Regions from separate parts of the Mus musculus genome. Here regions 1 and 2 are each linked to region 3. A link is a loop called in an ENCODE intact Hi-C map of the cell type or tissue named here. Cell type or tissue: heart. All regions are shown on one strand.

Region 1 (5,000 bases), 93 kb after region 3:
AGAACATGAGGAGCAGCAAGAAGCCTTGTTGAGAAAAGACTGACAATATCTGCAAACTTGTGTCTGGATAAAATGATCTAGAGCAGTGTGCTTACAAAGATAGTTGTGGAATCCACCATCAAGCTTGCTGTCAAATGGAATATCACAGTAGCTTGTGTTCATCCTTCAGTGCCTGCTGTGAGGGGACTGGCTCCAGGATCCTACACCCCTACCCTATGCCATCCTACCCTGCCACCGACACCACGTCAAGTGCTTACATATCGAATGGTAGAGGCAGAATTCTACATAAGCTCTACGTACATCCTCCAGATGTGCTAAATTGTCTCTAGATGGTGTGTTTGATATAGTGCAAATACAGTATAAATAACATAAGACATCATTACTTAGGAAGTAAGAGCAAGGGAGAAAAACAGACGCACCCCTGCCCACCTAGACACCGTTATGCAAGGTTAAATAAATCCACAGATGGAGACACTTCCATCAAGTGTCAACGGGCAGGGCGGGAGAGGGGCGCCCAGAGCTGAGGGCATGGGGAGCCTTACAGGCCGCTTTCCCTCCACTCAGATGACAGCTTCTCCCTGTGCTCTTGCACTCTGTTCTCTCCTAGTTTGACATCGACAACAAGGTCGAGCTCGGATGCTCTGCAGAGTCGATACGGAGCGCCAGAGCTGGAAGTAAGTGCGCGTCCTTCCTTCTCTTCCGGCTTCTGCTCAGGGCCCTGTTCTCAGGAGAGCCTTTTGTGCATTTGGTTTTTGTTTTTGTTTTTGTTTTTGTTGTTGTTGTTGTTGTTTTTTTTTAATTAAAAGTAAGTTTTTCATATAGAATATTCCAATCATGGTGTCTCCTCCCTTCTCTCTTCCCGCCCCCCACACCCTTTATCCACCCAATCCAACTCCATGCTTCTCTCTCTCTCTCTCTCTCACACACACACACAGACACACAGACACACACACAGACACACAGACACACACACACACACACACACACACACACACCCACCAGGCCAATTAAAACAAAAATCCAAAGCAAACACAGGAAAGAGAAAACACACAAGCAACACTTAGACACTTGTGGAGATGTCCGTGGTGCCCGTATGTATACTAAGCCTATACAAACACAGACTCAGAAAGGCTAACACGTGAGCCGTGCTGAATAAGGCAGGAAATGCTCAGATGAGGCGGCTACACAAACCCCATTGAGCTTGTTTTGTGTTGGTCATCTTTGCCTGGGTGTGGGCCTGGGCAGGAGATAAGTATAAGTCTGGCTTGTATACCCAGTGAGAAGACTAATTTTCCTTTGCAGTGTATTGATTTTTTTTTTTTTTTTTGGCACTCATAGTTCTGTTTTTCTGTCTAAGAAAGAATAAGATTTTTGTATACAAAAAGAACTATTGTCCTATGTGTTAAAATGAGAGAACTCTCAATTTTTCGTCAACAGTGTTGCCACTGGCTTGGCACTCTGCACCCACCCCGAGTCTAAAGCTCGGGGAACCATGTTCAGCCACCCCTTGTTTAGTCTCTTTGGCTGTAATGGCGTAGGTTTTCTGTCAGTTCTAAACCACACACCTGCTTGACGCCCGTCTGCATTCCCCACGTGCAGCGTAGCTGTGGGGTTATGTATCAGCGCTCTGGAGGAAGACACAGGCAAGGAAGAGAGCCGAGCACGTTCTGCACACACTGCACATACAGCGGGAACGCTGACACCTCAGTTATGGGTCAGTTCCAGCACACACTTGTCATTCAGTGAGGAACTGTAAGCGTATAGATCACGCCATTCACCTCCATGTCAAGGTCTGAGGGAGTGTTTAGCTCACTGTCAAAACATTTCCTGTTTTCCCTTTCCTGTGTAGAAGTCTTTTTTTTTTCTGGAGCTCTTGGTGAAACATGAACCATAGTCAGAAAACTCAACCATACAGGACAGTTAAGATGAGACTTGGCAGCCAGGGTGGCGGTGGCACACGCCTTTAATTCTAGCACTTAGGAGGCAGAGGCAGGAAAACCTCTCTGTGAGCTCAAGGCTGCCCAGAACCTGGGGCTGCAGTGACTGCTCAGTCATTTAGCACTTACAGGTGCTGACTGTCTAAAGCCGTGTAGTTTCACATCGTCCTCACAAAAGCAGTGTTCCTTGCATTTCACAGAGGGAAGAGCATTCCCATTTCCCAGGATGGGCCCTTGGGTACGTGTTCTTGACTGCGCATTGCCTGGGAGCACCACTGCTGTCCCAGCCCCTCCTGTCCCAGTCCCTGCAGCTGACTTTGCTGGCGTCTGGCCACTGGATCCATTCAAATAGCATTTACTGGACGGACAAGCCCTGGTGTCTTTCCAGATATGGATGGGCACTTGGCTCTGCAGCTGGCCATTTGGGATGCCTTTCCAGTGCCTAGCCTAGAGATAGTGCACCATTATGAAGGCCTGTTATCCTGCCAGCCTCAGAATGCAGAGGAGGAAACTGTGCTGGCTTGAATAGGTTACTGCTGTCTGTTACAGAGGAGCATGCTCTGCAGAAGCCTTCTTTGTGCCTTTGTTCCTACCATTGACTGGGTGGCCACCTGCTGGGGGTGTGAGCATTATGGTTTCAATGTCTCCTTTGTGTACAGCCTTCAAGCTCAAACAGCAGCAAGTCCCCAGGTTAGATTTAAGAGAGAAAGTTGTTCTCCTTTGAGGGAGAAGCCGCCCACTGTTTGCTTCTAAGCAAGTGGGTTCGTGCCCCCACATCATTGCCTATGAAAGACCAAGCTCATGTTTTCTGTGGTAACTTAAGCTTCAAAAGAAACGGGAATGAATAGAGTGGGCCCACTGACTTCTGAACTGTAGACTGCCTCACAGCATCCAAGTCTTGTGGAGCAGGAGGAAGCAAAAGCTCCAGCGGGACTTGAGGGATGAAAGGCTGTGTTCTCCTGGCCCTCAGCTCTGGCTCTCTGGGATTTTTGTAGCTAAGCCCTATTCCATAGAGATAGGAAAGACCATTGCTTCTCAGATGGTCTTGGTAAGTGTAGTCATTCCGTTCTTTCTTATTCTGTTTATCAGTCTTCCTGCAATCATGTAATAAACTTTCATAATTTTGTCTCTTTTTCTTTGAGCTTACTGTTTTGAACAAGTAGGAATTATGATATAAAATTCAAAATGTACTAAAGAAGCAAGAATTCCAGCCTTCTGTATCCACAGCCAGATCAGCAGCCTGATTGCTTATTTTGTTTGATTTATAAGAAAGGATCTCACTACATAACCCAGGCTGACTGCTTTGAACTCTGCGGCTCCCGGGCTAGTCTTGAGTTCACTGCACTGCTCGGACCATCCATTAACTTGGGATTCTTCTACCTCTGCTTCCTGAGTTAGGACAGGGGTGCAGCCATTCCCGCCCACCAGCTGCCTCTAATCTGCCCTTCAGATTTATCCCATTCCCAGTTCAGCTTGTCAGCTTCAGTGCCCTGAGTAATCACGAATCCCAAGGTCTCGTTCCGCATGTGTCCCAGCTCTTTTTTTTTTTTAAGATTTATTTATTTATTTATTATATGTAAGCACACTGTAGCTGTCTTCAGACACTCCAGAAGAGGGCATCAGATCTCATTACGGATGGTTGTGAGCCACCATGTGGTTGCTGGGATTTGAAGTCAGGACCTTTAGAAGAGCAGTCACTGCTCTTAACCACTGAGCCATCTCTTCAGCGCCCCCTGCTCCCCCCCCCCCCCAGCTCTGTCTTAAAGCTAGTTTATGACTTCTGGCTGCTGTTTAATTTGCCTGATTTCACTGTCATCCGTTGTGAGCATGATCGTAGTCCCAGCCCCTGAGGCAGAATTGATGAGTAGCAGGCCTCACACTAGGAAGTGTGAGGCAGGAGCATGGTCTCTTTTGCTGCATGTTTCAGTCCAAGTCGTGCAGAGGTAGGAACTGAAACAGAATGTCTCAGTTAGTAATTTATTAGAGGTCAGCACATGCAGAAGAGAGAAAGGAGAGAGGAAGGAGACAGAATTAGGCACAGTATAATTAAAGTTAAAGGACATTATAGGCTGGACTAAGCCCAGGGCGTGCTCCCAAGCACAGGTGGTGCCTCAGAGTGTTCTACATGTCCTGTTAGCTGGGCCTTTATCTGCCTTCCATGATCAGTCATTTGATGGAGGATACACAGAAGGGCCTGCTATGGGACAAGGCAGCTGTGCAGCCAAAGCAGTGCCTAAGTGAGCTGGCTCACAAGGATTTGCTTCCAGAAGTCACACAATAGCTAGCTAGGGTGAGCACTAGGTCCTTTGAAGGGGACCTGGCTAGAACATCCCCATACTCTTGAGGGCTGTCCCTGATGCTGTACCTAGTGTATCTGGGGACAGAGACATAGCCAAATCTCTTGCACTAACATGTACGTCTGGTAGAAGCTTTTCCAGTCGGGCGGCATACAGTGCTAGGGACGTAGAAAGCAGCATTTGACTTGGTCGCTTTTGTTCTCACAGGTGGCCCGGTGCTGTTTCTGCTTTGGTCCAGATGGAGAAGGTACGGTTCTGGGCCCGACTGTGGCCCTGCAGGCTGGGGTTTCTCTCTGTAGGCATTTGCCGTTCAGGTATTACTTTGGTGCCTAACTCTGCTTGTTCCAGAGCTGATTAACTGTCTATGTACTTCTCACATCTCTCTCAGGGTTTGTCTGTTTCATTGGTATTCTGGCAGGGAAAAACCACTGCTCACTTTGGTTCTTATCTAAGGTAAATGAGAGTTAGAAAATACAACGTGTATATGTTTTTTAAAGGGATGATAAGAAAATGCAAGAGGTCCCTACATCTCATTTGGGAGCCATTTCTTTTCTTCAGCTTGCTTTTCTTTACAGAAGGGAAAGTTTATGGGCTGCTCTCTCTCCACTGAGTTTCTAATATTCTTTATGTCTTCGAGGGCTCTCTTTCTGCTGCCCCACTGGAACGTATTTGCTAACTCATCTAGTCAAGCAAGTTCCTGGGGTAACAGAGCTATAAGTGGCCTTTGTGGCTTTTTCTACTAGCAGCACACTCGGACTGAAATGTG
Region 2 (5,000 bases), 62 kb after region 3:
GTGATCTCTCTACCTGTGCCTTAAAGGCTACCCTGAGCCGGGCTTGGTGGCTCACGCCTTTAATCCCAGCACTCGGGAGGCAGAGACAGGCGGATTTCTGAGTTCGAGGCCTGCCTGGTCTACAGAGTGAGTTCCAGGACAGCCAGGGCTACACAGAGAAACCCTGTCTCGAAAAAAAAAATGTCTCTACACAGTAAGGGACTTTTTTGGAATCACTTACAGTCTGCAGTCCAACTAACCCAACAATGGGAGGCTGTGAATGAAAATGCTACAAATCTAGTAGTAGTTGTTCGATCCCACGAGGCTGGGTATCCCAGCTGGTCTTCTGTATAAGCTGAAGTCTTGAAGACATAGGTTCCAGCAGATGTGCTGGCAAGTATGTGCCACCGCCTTCCTTCTTCCAGTGTCCTATGTAGGCCTCCAGCAGAAGGTATGGCCTAGACTAAAGGTGTGTACGAGCACACCTAGACAGTTCTTGAAACTTGCTCTGTCCCAGGCTGGCCTTGAACTCAGGTCTGCTTGTCTCAGTCTCCTGGGATTAAAGGCATGTACCACCTTGCCTGGGCCTAAGCTTTTCACAGCCACGATGCCGCAGGATCCGGATCAAAAGCATCTGTCTTCCAGCCTCAAGATCTGGATCACAGGTGTGCTCTTCATTTCTGGATTGTAGTTCATTCCAGATGTAGTCAAATTGACAACTGGGAATAGCTGTCATGGGTACCTTCACTTAGAACATTGCCAGAGTCTTCCTCCTCCTTCCCATTTTTATATCCAGTACTGATCACAGACTTTCCACAGACAGGGCATTGAGGTACTGAGTCTGTGCTGTGCGTTCTATTCAGTCATGAATGAGTTAGCTAGGCTAGGCTCCTGCCTACAGCCTTCCTTATCTAGACAATTGATCCCATGGGTGAGCTGAGGGCACTGTTGCTACTTCTCTTTCTCCCACATCAATCCTGTTCCAGATTCTTGGAGTCACTCATTGGCTTGTCTGTCAGCCACCGAAGCTACTGTGCTTGGGTGTTTGTTTGTTTGTTTGTTTTGTTTTGTCGAGACAGGGTTTCTCTGTATAGCCCTGGCTGTCCTGGAACTCACTCTGTAGACCAGGCTGGCCTCGAACTCAGAAAAACACCTGCCTCTGCCTCCCAAATTCTGGGATCAAAGGCATGTGCCACCTCCTCCCGGCTTTGCTTGGGCTTTGAAAGTCTTGCTAAGTGCAGCATCTAGTTGCCTAGTTAGTTCTGATGACTTTTTACACTCCTTTGGTGGTTCTTGGAGTGGAGTGGTTCATGAAATGCTTCCATACAATGTTTAGGACTCTAGATGGGCAGATAAGCTACTTTTTCTCCTATTTTCAGAGGGCTATGATGACATAATTGTCAGCCTTGTGCATAGTTCACCTTCCTGGCCTAGTCACGGGGATCCTGAGAACTAAGGTCTGAGGCTAAAGTGTTTAATTAAAGAAATAAGCAAAGCCAGGATGCAGCTCCCATCTGTGATTGGTGACAGTAAACAGCTGGGCCTATTAAGTGTTACACTGAGAAACAGTGTTGTCTTTTACAGGTTATAATTTGAGTCAGTTGGTAGAAGAATAAAGGAGACGGGAAGAGCAGAAAAGCCCTAAGTGGTCATTTTAACTCTCCAGTCATCTAACAGATGACATAGCTCATGAAGTGAAGTGGTTTGCCCAAGGCTTAAAACACTAGTTACAACCCAGGGTCCCTGGTTGCTTGACCAGTGTTTCCTGTTCATATCACTAGGTTTGCTTGTTGGCCAGATAATCACAGAAATAACCATCCTAGCCTAAAGCAAGCATAGCTTGCTCTGTCTCCTAAACACTGGATACAGGAGCAGAGAGGAGGAGTCTGTCTAGGAACTGCCTTCTTGTAATAGTGACATCCATTTAGTAAGCAGAGCCTTCCTTGACTCCTGAATGTTCTCTGGGCACAGTAGCAGGAAGGAATGATTCCTTCTGGAAAGGTCACCTTCCCACCTGCCTCCTTCCCATCCTTCAGCCAAAAGCTGGGCTCAAAGAAGGAAAACAGAATAGCCACAAACGATTTATTTGGTTTTGCCTGGAAAGTGAAACCTACTCTTGGGTTATGTTTTGTGTATCTTCAAAAGACAGACAACATCATTGGTGAAAAATATATCACTTTGATGCAAAACACCACAGTTTGTGGTGCAGAGCAGCAGGGATTCATGCTAAAGGGCAAAAGTCTGGCTCTCTGACTGAGTTTGGTCTCTGTTGGTTGAGTGTTCAAAGTGCTGGGCCCAGAGGTTGTTTTAGTTGAATTCTAGACCCAGGCAAAACTCCCCATTCTCAGCAGCTACCTGTTTTCTTATTCTGGAGAAATTTTAAGTTTATTATTTTAACCCAGCTGAGTGAAACAACTTTCAAAAGTTCTTTTGAACAACAGCTGAGTTCCGTGTCAGTATGCTTTGTGGGTCAGTAGTGTGGAGCCCCAGTTCCTGTGGATCACTAGGAGCTGCAGAGGTCTCCTGGGCTGGGAGTTCCACTTCTTATTTTCCCTGGTCCCATCCCTCCTCAGCATGGCTTGGTGGGGACAATGTTATTTTTCATCCGAGGTCTTCTAGGCCGGAAACAAACAATCCCTGCAAGTCCCAGCCTTGGCTCCTCTCTGCTGCTCCTGCCCTCCATATAGTGAATGAGGCTGGGAGATTGTTTTGTACTTGAGGCAGTGCTTTGAGCGATGATGAGAGGCTTTGGCTAGACTCTGAATCAAGGGCTAAGATTGACTCTTGTCTAGAAACCACGAGCTTGTCAGGAGCTGTACAGTAGGTAATGTTCACTGTCCTTGTCTGTCAGATCCCTTGCACAGAACCCTTCGGAAGGTCCCGGATGTGAGCTGGCTCTTTTTAAAGATTGTCCTGCCTATGGTAGGGAGAAAGTGATGAGGTGAGAATGTGAATTATTCTCAGTCCTTTCACTTTGACCATCAAAAGCATCCGTTAAATGACTGGCCCCCAAACACTCCCAGATAAATGGAATAGTCGGGTGCTTACAGTTAGAATGAATGCTATTACCTGCCATAAAAATGGAGCCAGAGGAGCAGACACCACAGCACAGAAGGAGCTAAGATGAACTAGGCTCAGAGTCACGGGAGGAAGCTCATGGATGCTGGGAACACAGTACCATCCAAACCCCATGGGGCCTTATTTCTGTGGTTTTCATTATCTAAGGTCAATGGAAATCCAAAAATATTACGTGGAAAATTCCAGAAATAAATAATTCAAAGCTTTAAATTATGCAGCACTCTCCTACTCTATCCTGCTTAGGACATGAATTATCCCTTTGTCCCACCAACTGTCACTCAGTGGACGTTTTGGTCATCAGATCTGCTATTGTGGTATCAGTACTTTTACTCAAGCAATCCTTTGTTTGTTTGCATATTTGTTGGTTGATACTGGGGATTGAACCCAGGGCCTTGTATGTGCTGGGCAGTTACTCTCCCAATAAGCTGTAACTAACCTCACCTCTTCTCTCCTCTTCTTCCTCTTTTCTTCCACCTTCTTCTCCTCCTCCTCTTCTTTCCACCCCTCTCTTTTAAGATAGGGTCTCTCTAAGTGTCCTAGGTTGTCCTCAAACCTGTAATTCTTTTGCTTTAGCATCCAGATGTTTAGATTTTTAGGAATGTGCCATCAAACTCAGCTCAAGTGACCCTTTTACATGCCTCCCAAGGGTAAGAGTATTGATGTTGGCTGTTTTATTACAGTGCACTGCTGCTATTGTTTTATTTTATCATAGGAATTGTGCAGCTATTACTCAGATTGATTGCCCATAGTTCTAGGCACCCATTGTTTTGGAGAAAGGATCTCATACAGCTCATTCTGGCTTCCAGCTCAGTACATGGCTAGGGATGCCCTTGAACTCCTTTCTGTCTCTACCTCGTCAATGCTGGTATTACAGGTGTGTACTGTATATCTGCAAATAAAGTGAGATCGGTGTGGTTTAATTTTGATGGTCCTTTTACAAAGTATAAGGGATATTGTTTGGCCACACTACAATCTCAGTACATTCTTTTTGGATTGTGGGGTTTTGTAACAGGGCCTGTGTCCAGAATAGCAGCAGAATGTGCTATATAGCTCAGGATGTGCTAGAACTAGTAGTACCTTCTATCCTAGCCATTGTAGTGCTGGGCACTTTGATGATAGGTGTGCACTGCCAGCTGCTGAGTACATTCTCTGCTCCATTTTCTTTTGTTTTGATTCATTGGAGAGAGGAAGAGAAAGAGACAGAGAGACAGGGACAGAGTATATTTGAGATAAGATCTTTTAAGATCTTATTTTGTAGTGTAGACTAGCCTTGTCTGAACTTCCTTTGTAGTTCAGGCTAGCTTTTAATTCAAGTGGTCTGTCTGTCTTTTACCCTCTAGAGTACTTCAATACAGACAAGCACCATGATGCCCAATTGCTGATCCCATTATTTAAAAACTGCTTAAAATCTGCTGCTTTCATTGATTTATCCATTTGGTACCATTAAGCATAGGTACCAAAAACTCAGGTGTTCTAGGATAACAACATAAGGCACTGAACCTCAGGTAGGGGAAACCAATAGTTTGGTAGCTGGCTTTTGTGGCGCATGTAGAGAGGCTGACAGGCTGAGGCAGGAAGATCTTAGTTTTGAGGCAAGAGTGTGTATGGAAGGAAACCCTGATAATAGACTGGTTGGCCTACTCTTGTGAACTCCATCTGGGGATGTCTGGATAGATAGCTGAGGTGAGGGAGAGACTCCCCACAGGACCTTAACCTGTTCCCCGTGGCTACGGAAATCATAATGGGCGCAGTTCAGTGGGACAGTTTTCTACAGTCAACACACTAGTCTAAAATTAATGTATCGACATGCTGGCTCTCATCAGTGTGGGTTTTATTTTTGGTTGTTACAGGCTGTGCTTCTAGGACAGATGGGACAGATGTAACAGATGTGAGTGGCTCTGTTAATGCTGCTTAAGGCTTTTGAGCATTGGACATCCCTCCCC
Region 3 (5,000 bases):
TGAGGCTATTATCTGAGAGGGATACAGTAGTAGTGGGGAAGTAGCTACAGGTTTCAGATGTGTTCAAAACACTTACACTTATGGTTAGAAGCTAGTGCTCTGACAAGCAATACATTACAAAAGCTTTACTTAATAGTATGATACTGGAGGTGGGCAGAAAGTGGTTAGTAAGAGGACGAAAGTCAGCCTGAGGGAAGATGAAATATTGTAACTTGTGAGTTTAAGAGCCCACGGCCTGGCCTGGGACTGAGAACAAAGCAGAACAGACCCCAGGCATGCCAGGGCAGGGCTGTTGTTAAGGCATTCCTAAGAACATCTTGGCTGTAAAGATGAAAAGGTATTCAAGGACAAATAGGGCTACATTATCTGGGTTGACACCATCTGGCCGGAACCTCCCCTCAATCCGAGGACAAGCAGGGCTATCTTGTCTGAGTCAACACCACCTGGCCATAACCTCCCCTCTGTCTATTACCCCTTGGTGCCAGGTAAAGCCATACATCAACTGGTTGTTATGTGAACAAAGATAAGCTCCCAGCCCACAGGAACAAAGCCCTGATGCCCCTTCTTGCTGACCTGTAATCTTTCTGTTATTGTTTGAATGAACCAATCCCGTACCTTTGTCAAAATTCCTCATACTCCTAACCCTTTGCTTCTTTAAAAACCCCTAGCTTCCGAGCCCCAGGATCGACTCCCCTGCCTCCTGTGTGAGGTACGTGTCGGCCCAGAGCTCTGCCAATAAAACCTCGTGCGTGTTACAACAAGAGAGGATTCTTGTGTTCGTGGGTGCTTCCTGTCCCTGGACTAGAGTGGGGGTCCCCATATTTGGGGTCCAACAAGCCAAAGATAACTTTGATTTTTCAATCTACAATATTCCATCTTTGCAAAATCATGAAGGTCCATCTAGTCTGCCAGACTTCAACACTACTGTGCTAAGAAAGAGGCACCACATAGCATCTTCAGAAAACTTGAGTGCACACCAGGCAAGCATCCTACCTCAAGCACAAACAGTAAAGCTGGCTGTACGTGACATGCCACATGTTTGCACCACAGTCCGCACAACTCTTGAAGGGGCTGAGGCCAGAAGACAAAAATCACAAATCACTTTTTTTTTTCATTTCATTTAAACACCCGCATGAATACAAGTGATGGTTAAGCCAGAGCTTCAAAGAGGCCATGTTATCCAGCCTGTTCTTAGGGAAGCTAAGAATTTGCAACTTCCTGACTCTGGAAGTTAAGGCTTTTGCTAACTTTTTTTTTTTGGGGGGGGGTATCTTAGTGTACATTTGACATGTCCACAAACTATTTATTATTTTTGGCATGTTGGGGAAGGAACTCATGCATGCTGGGAAGTTCTGTACAAAGGAGTTCCACGCCCTATCTCTCCAGGTCTTTAAGAGGCATGCTCTCTCTAGGATAGTGACATCAGTACTCAGAAACCCTCAAGCTAGTGCTTGCATAGGGCTGGCAAACAAACAAAAGCAAAACAGGAGTCCACTACGAGGTCTCTGATCCTAATCCAGTGACACTGGGACACTGGGTGAGGGGTCTCCTAAAAGAGTGGGTAAGTTCCAGCTCAAAGGTTTGGACAGTTTACCCCCCTCCCCCACCTCTTGGTCGGTTCCCACAAAGACAAACTCTTGGTGTCAGACCGGTTTCCCCAGGGGCTGAAGTTCTAAGTCTAGTGACCGCCCTGCAGCAAACAATGGAGCTCGCTGTGAAGCCCTGCGGAGGTCCTGGCTCTGAGTTACAGGCTGCCACCCAGCAGGTTGCTCCTCCCACACCTTCTTATTTTTAGTTACAGCCACTGTCTTCATAACTTTTCTTAACCGCCAAGTAGGGCTCGGTTGTGTGTGTTACTCTAAACTCCTGGATCTAAGACGCCAGAAGATTCAGCGTTGGTAATAACTAAAGCACGGATTATCAAAAACAGTTTTTTTTAGTTTCTATCTCCTAAAGTTCCCAAGACACTATAGGCAAAGGCTCTGTCCAGGGAAGGTCAAGTCCTGGGTTTTGTGCCTGAGGATCAGACGCTAGGCTAGGATTGTCAGCTAGGCGTTTTCACTTCCCAAGGCTTTAGGCAAGCTATTCAAGTTACTTATCCGCTGTCACTTTCCTCACACGGGTACAGCAATGTTTATCTGAAATACTCTTCCAACCAAAAAGGCATTGGTGTAAAAATCATACTAACAGAAATGGTTTTACATTTGAAGTAACCGTGAGAAGAGATTCAGGTAGAGAGCAAAACTTGGCACTCCCTTGGCATCCAACAAGCAAATGTTGGAATCCTCCTTTCAACGTGGGTCAGCTGAGAGGCAACTAGGACCCCAACCTAGGTTCCCAGATCGACTCTCGGTCAGAGTTCCGCGGGAACAGCAGGTGGAACAGCTAGGCGCCTGGGGAGACCTGGCATCTGAGGGGGTGCGGGAACAGAGGGGTTTCCCGAACGTGGATCTGGTAGATGCCTGAGGAGTAAGGCGATCGCAGTCCCATACCAGTGGCGCCCTCGTGGAGGGACCAGCGCAGGGCATTCGGGAGGGAGTCTTCCTCTAGGGCTACGGTTTTAACTACCAAAGGCAAGCGGATCTAGTTTACTGGATCCGGGGCGGAGGAGCGCCGCGAAACCCGGCGGGTCAGTAAAACCCGAGAGCTTGTAAAGACTGCATTCCCTTGGTCTAACTCCGGCGGAAGTGCCAGAGAGGAAGAAGCCCACTGTGCTGCCCGGAAAGGGGCGGGGCCATAGCCATCCGCCGGGCCGCTCAAGGGGCGGGGCCTAGGATATGGGGCGGAACCTACACTCGGGGCGGTCTTAGGGCGGAGCCTGTGGGGCGGGGCTTGGCGGCGGTTGTTTTCGGGCCAGGGTACGGGGCTCTCAGCTGGGCTGCTGGGCTCGGGGATAGGAAGCAAGACGAGCTTCTTCAGTCGCGCGCTCGCGGACCAAGCCGAGAGGGCCCGAGTGACGGGCCCAGCGGGCAGCGTCCCCGAGGCGAGGTCGTCGGCCGCGGTGATGTCTGCCCGGTGCTGTGCTGGCCAGGTGAGCGAGGCGGGCTGCCGCGCGGGTTATCAGAATCGCGGACACCGACGCGAGCCAAGCTCGAGTTCTGGAAACCCTGTGGGCGGGAAGGGACGCGGGGAAGCCCGAGAGGCAACCCCAGCGACCTCGGTGTTCGGCCTCCGGGATTCCGGGCTGGCAGGGCGAGCGGGTCTGGAGCTGAGGATCCCATCGGTTCCCAGGACGTGTCACCTCCGGTCGAAGCCTCGAGTAGTGGCTCTGAGTTCCGTAGCTCTCCTGCCACTGCACTGCCTGTGGGATAAATCCAGGAAAAACGTGGGGTTGGACAAGATCTCTGTTTCTGTACTCCGAGCACAACTGGTCAGTCCGAGCAGGGCGGCCGCGTTTGGCATCTCCAGGTCTAGAACATGGGGCTCTGTATTCACGAGAACGTCTGGATATCCGATTTGCAAACTCCCGGACACAAGTCTAGGCACAGGGAAGGCTCAGCCCTGCTTTATGGGTTTACCGACCGGACCCTACCCAACCCTGACTGGGCACGAGCCTTCGCTCCCTTCTTTGCAACTCATCTTGCTGGAACCTGTTTTGTAATCTTGCCAGTTAAATTCACGATATCCAAGCCATAGGAGGCTCCTAACTGGAGAGAATTATTAGGTTTTAGCCCTTTAATGCTAATTTCCCTTTTTTTTCCTGCAGGGTTAGAAAAACAACAGCGAACTAGGTAAAGCCATCTGGATGTCTTTCTCCCATGTTGTCTTTTTGTTAGGTTTTAAGGGGTTATAAAAAACAAAAACAAAACCTCGAATCTGATCGCGGTGGGTGGGCATTCAGGTGCAGGACTGGTCTTGTTTACTTTGAACGTCAGGACAATGGGAGCCAGCTGTACGTGCTGTAGGGGGTTAAGCTGTGTCTCTGGACCCATCAGGTTTAGTGGCCTATAGTAGTCCTGTCCTCTTAGAGGTGGCCCTGTATGTCAAGCTGGCATTTTTCAGAAATGAGGAAAGTGGGGCTTTTTGGTTTGAGTAAAATGATGCCCGTCCCCTCAATGTCTGGAAAGGAAGGACGAAGGAATATGACCCATTCAGGCTTTTTAGACCAAGAGGGGCAGAAAAGATTGTTTTCAGAAAATTGCAAATATTCATTCTCTCTCTCTCTCTCTCTCTCTCTCTCTCTCTCTCTCTCTTTGCTGGTGCTGTAAGTTCTAGGCAAGTGCTCTTTGAGCAGCACCTCCAAGTCCATTTTTCTGGTTGTTTTGTGATACTCTTCAATTTGATGCAACCCTTTTCATTGTATAGTAAGTAATTGCATGTATTTGGGGCCATCAGCCCTTCTCTCTTGGAAGCCCCGTGAAGATCTTTCCTGACAGGTGCTTGACTTCAGGTTCTGAGAATTTATTGTTAGTACTTAAGTGAGTTTTAAAAAATATTGGTATGAGTGATATTTTGCCAGGATGTATGACTTGTTTCTAAAATCCCCCTCTTAGGGCTTTGGAAAGAACCAAGTCCTGGCCATTCCCCACAGAATCATAACTTCTGTTTCTCAGGGCTGCTGAAGGTCTCACTGTGGTAGGTTTCAGTGCAGTGAGCAGCGCTCACACCATGGTTTTATATCGCTATGTGAGGGCGTGAGCTTTAGCTAAATGTTAGAATGCTTGTCTAGCATGCACTTAGCTGGATTCAGCCACTAGTACAAAATGAACCCCTCAAACCTCACACTGTCATCAGAAGCTGAGTCTCTCAGTTGTATCCATATATTGTTTTCCAAGCACCTGCTAAATGCTAGGAGGAGGATATATTGTAGGAAGCCAAACATCTCTGCTGGCAATGATCTGTGTGTGTACACAAGTGTAAGGACATCCCATAAGCGTGTAAACAACAATAGATCCAGTTCCAGGAGTCTCGGAACAAGGCTGGGTAGTAAAACAGCCTTGGGAAGGTTGGGTGAGACGCTTGTCTGAGAAAATGCCTCTAGAATGGAGATTTAATGGAGA

Evidence for each region. Hi-C counts contacts between places; a loop is a spot of excess contacts. Peaks named below come from ENCODE experiments on the same cell type or tissue, not always from the same donor. Only the 100,000 strongest peaks of a DNase experiment are listed, where the experiment ranks them.
Region 1: a loop joins it to region 3, with 1.8 times the contacts of the local background. A loop is called at or near these places in 4 of 42 quality-filtered maps.
Region 2: a loop joins it to region 3, with 2.2 times the contacts of the local background. A loop is called at or near these places in 4 of 42 quality-filtered maps.

Annotation. Positions count from the first base shown.
Region 1 is chr13:92,701,070-92,706,069 of GRCm38, forward strand. It overlaps Serinc5 (serine incorporator 5), which reads left to right. Exons shown (of 12, transcript NM_172588.2): 9 at 608-674; 10 at 4,442-4,481. Gm41018 (a long non-coding RNA gene) reads right to left here. Exons shown (of 4, transcript XR_003950693.1): 4 at 1,358-4,527. Among named protein-coding and RNA genes, the nearest start is that of Gm41018, 3.6 kb to the right of the region's middle. In heart, a CTCF peak has its summit at 2,551; a DNase peak (open chromatin) is centred at 2,312.
Region 2 is chr13:92,669,803-92,674,802 of GRCm38, forward strand. The region is part of intron 2 of Serinc5 (serine incorporator 5); the gene reads left to right. Among named protein-coding and RNA genes, the nearest start is that of Gm41018, 35 kb to the right of the region's middle. In heart, no CTCF peak of the experiment used is centred here; no DNase peak of the experiment used is centred here; H3K27ac peaks cover 19 bases.
Region 3 is chr13:92,608,257-92,613,256 of GRCm38, forward strand. Serinc5 (serine incorporator 5) reads left to right here and starts at 2,882. Exons shown (of 12, transcript NM_172588.2): 1 at 2,882-3,031. The coding sequence starts at 3,005. In heart, a CTCF peak has its summit at 2,518; DNase peaks (open chromatin) are centred at 1,695 and 2,755; H3K4me3 peaks cover 3,126 bases; H3K27ac peaks cover 2,744 bases.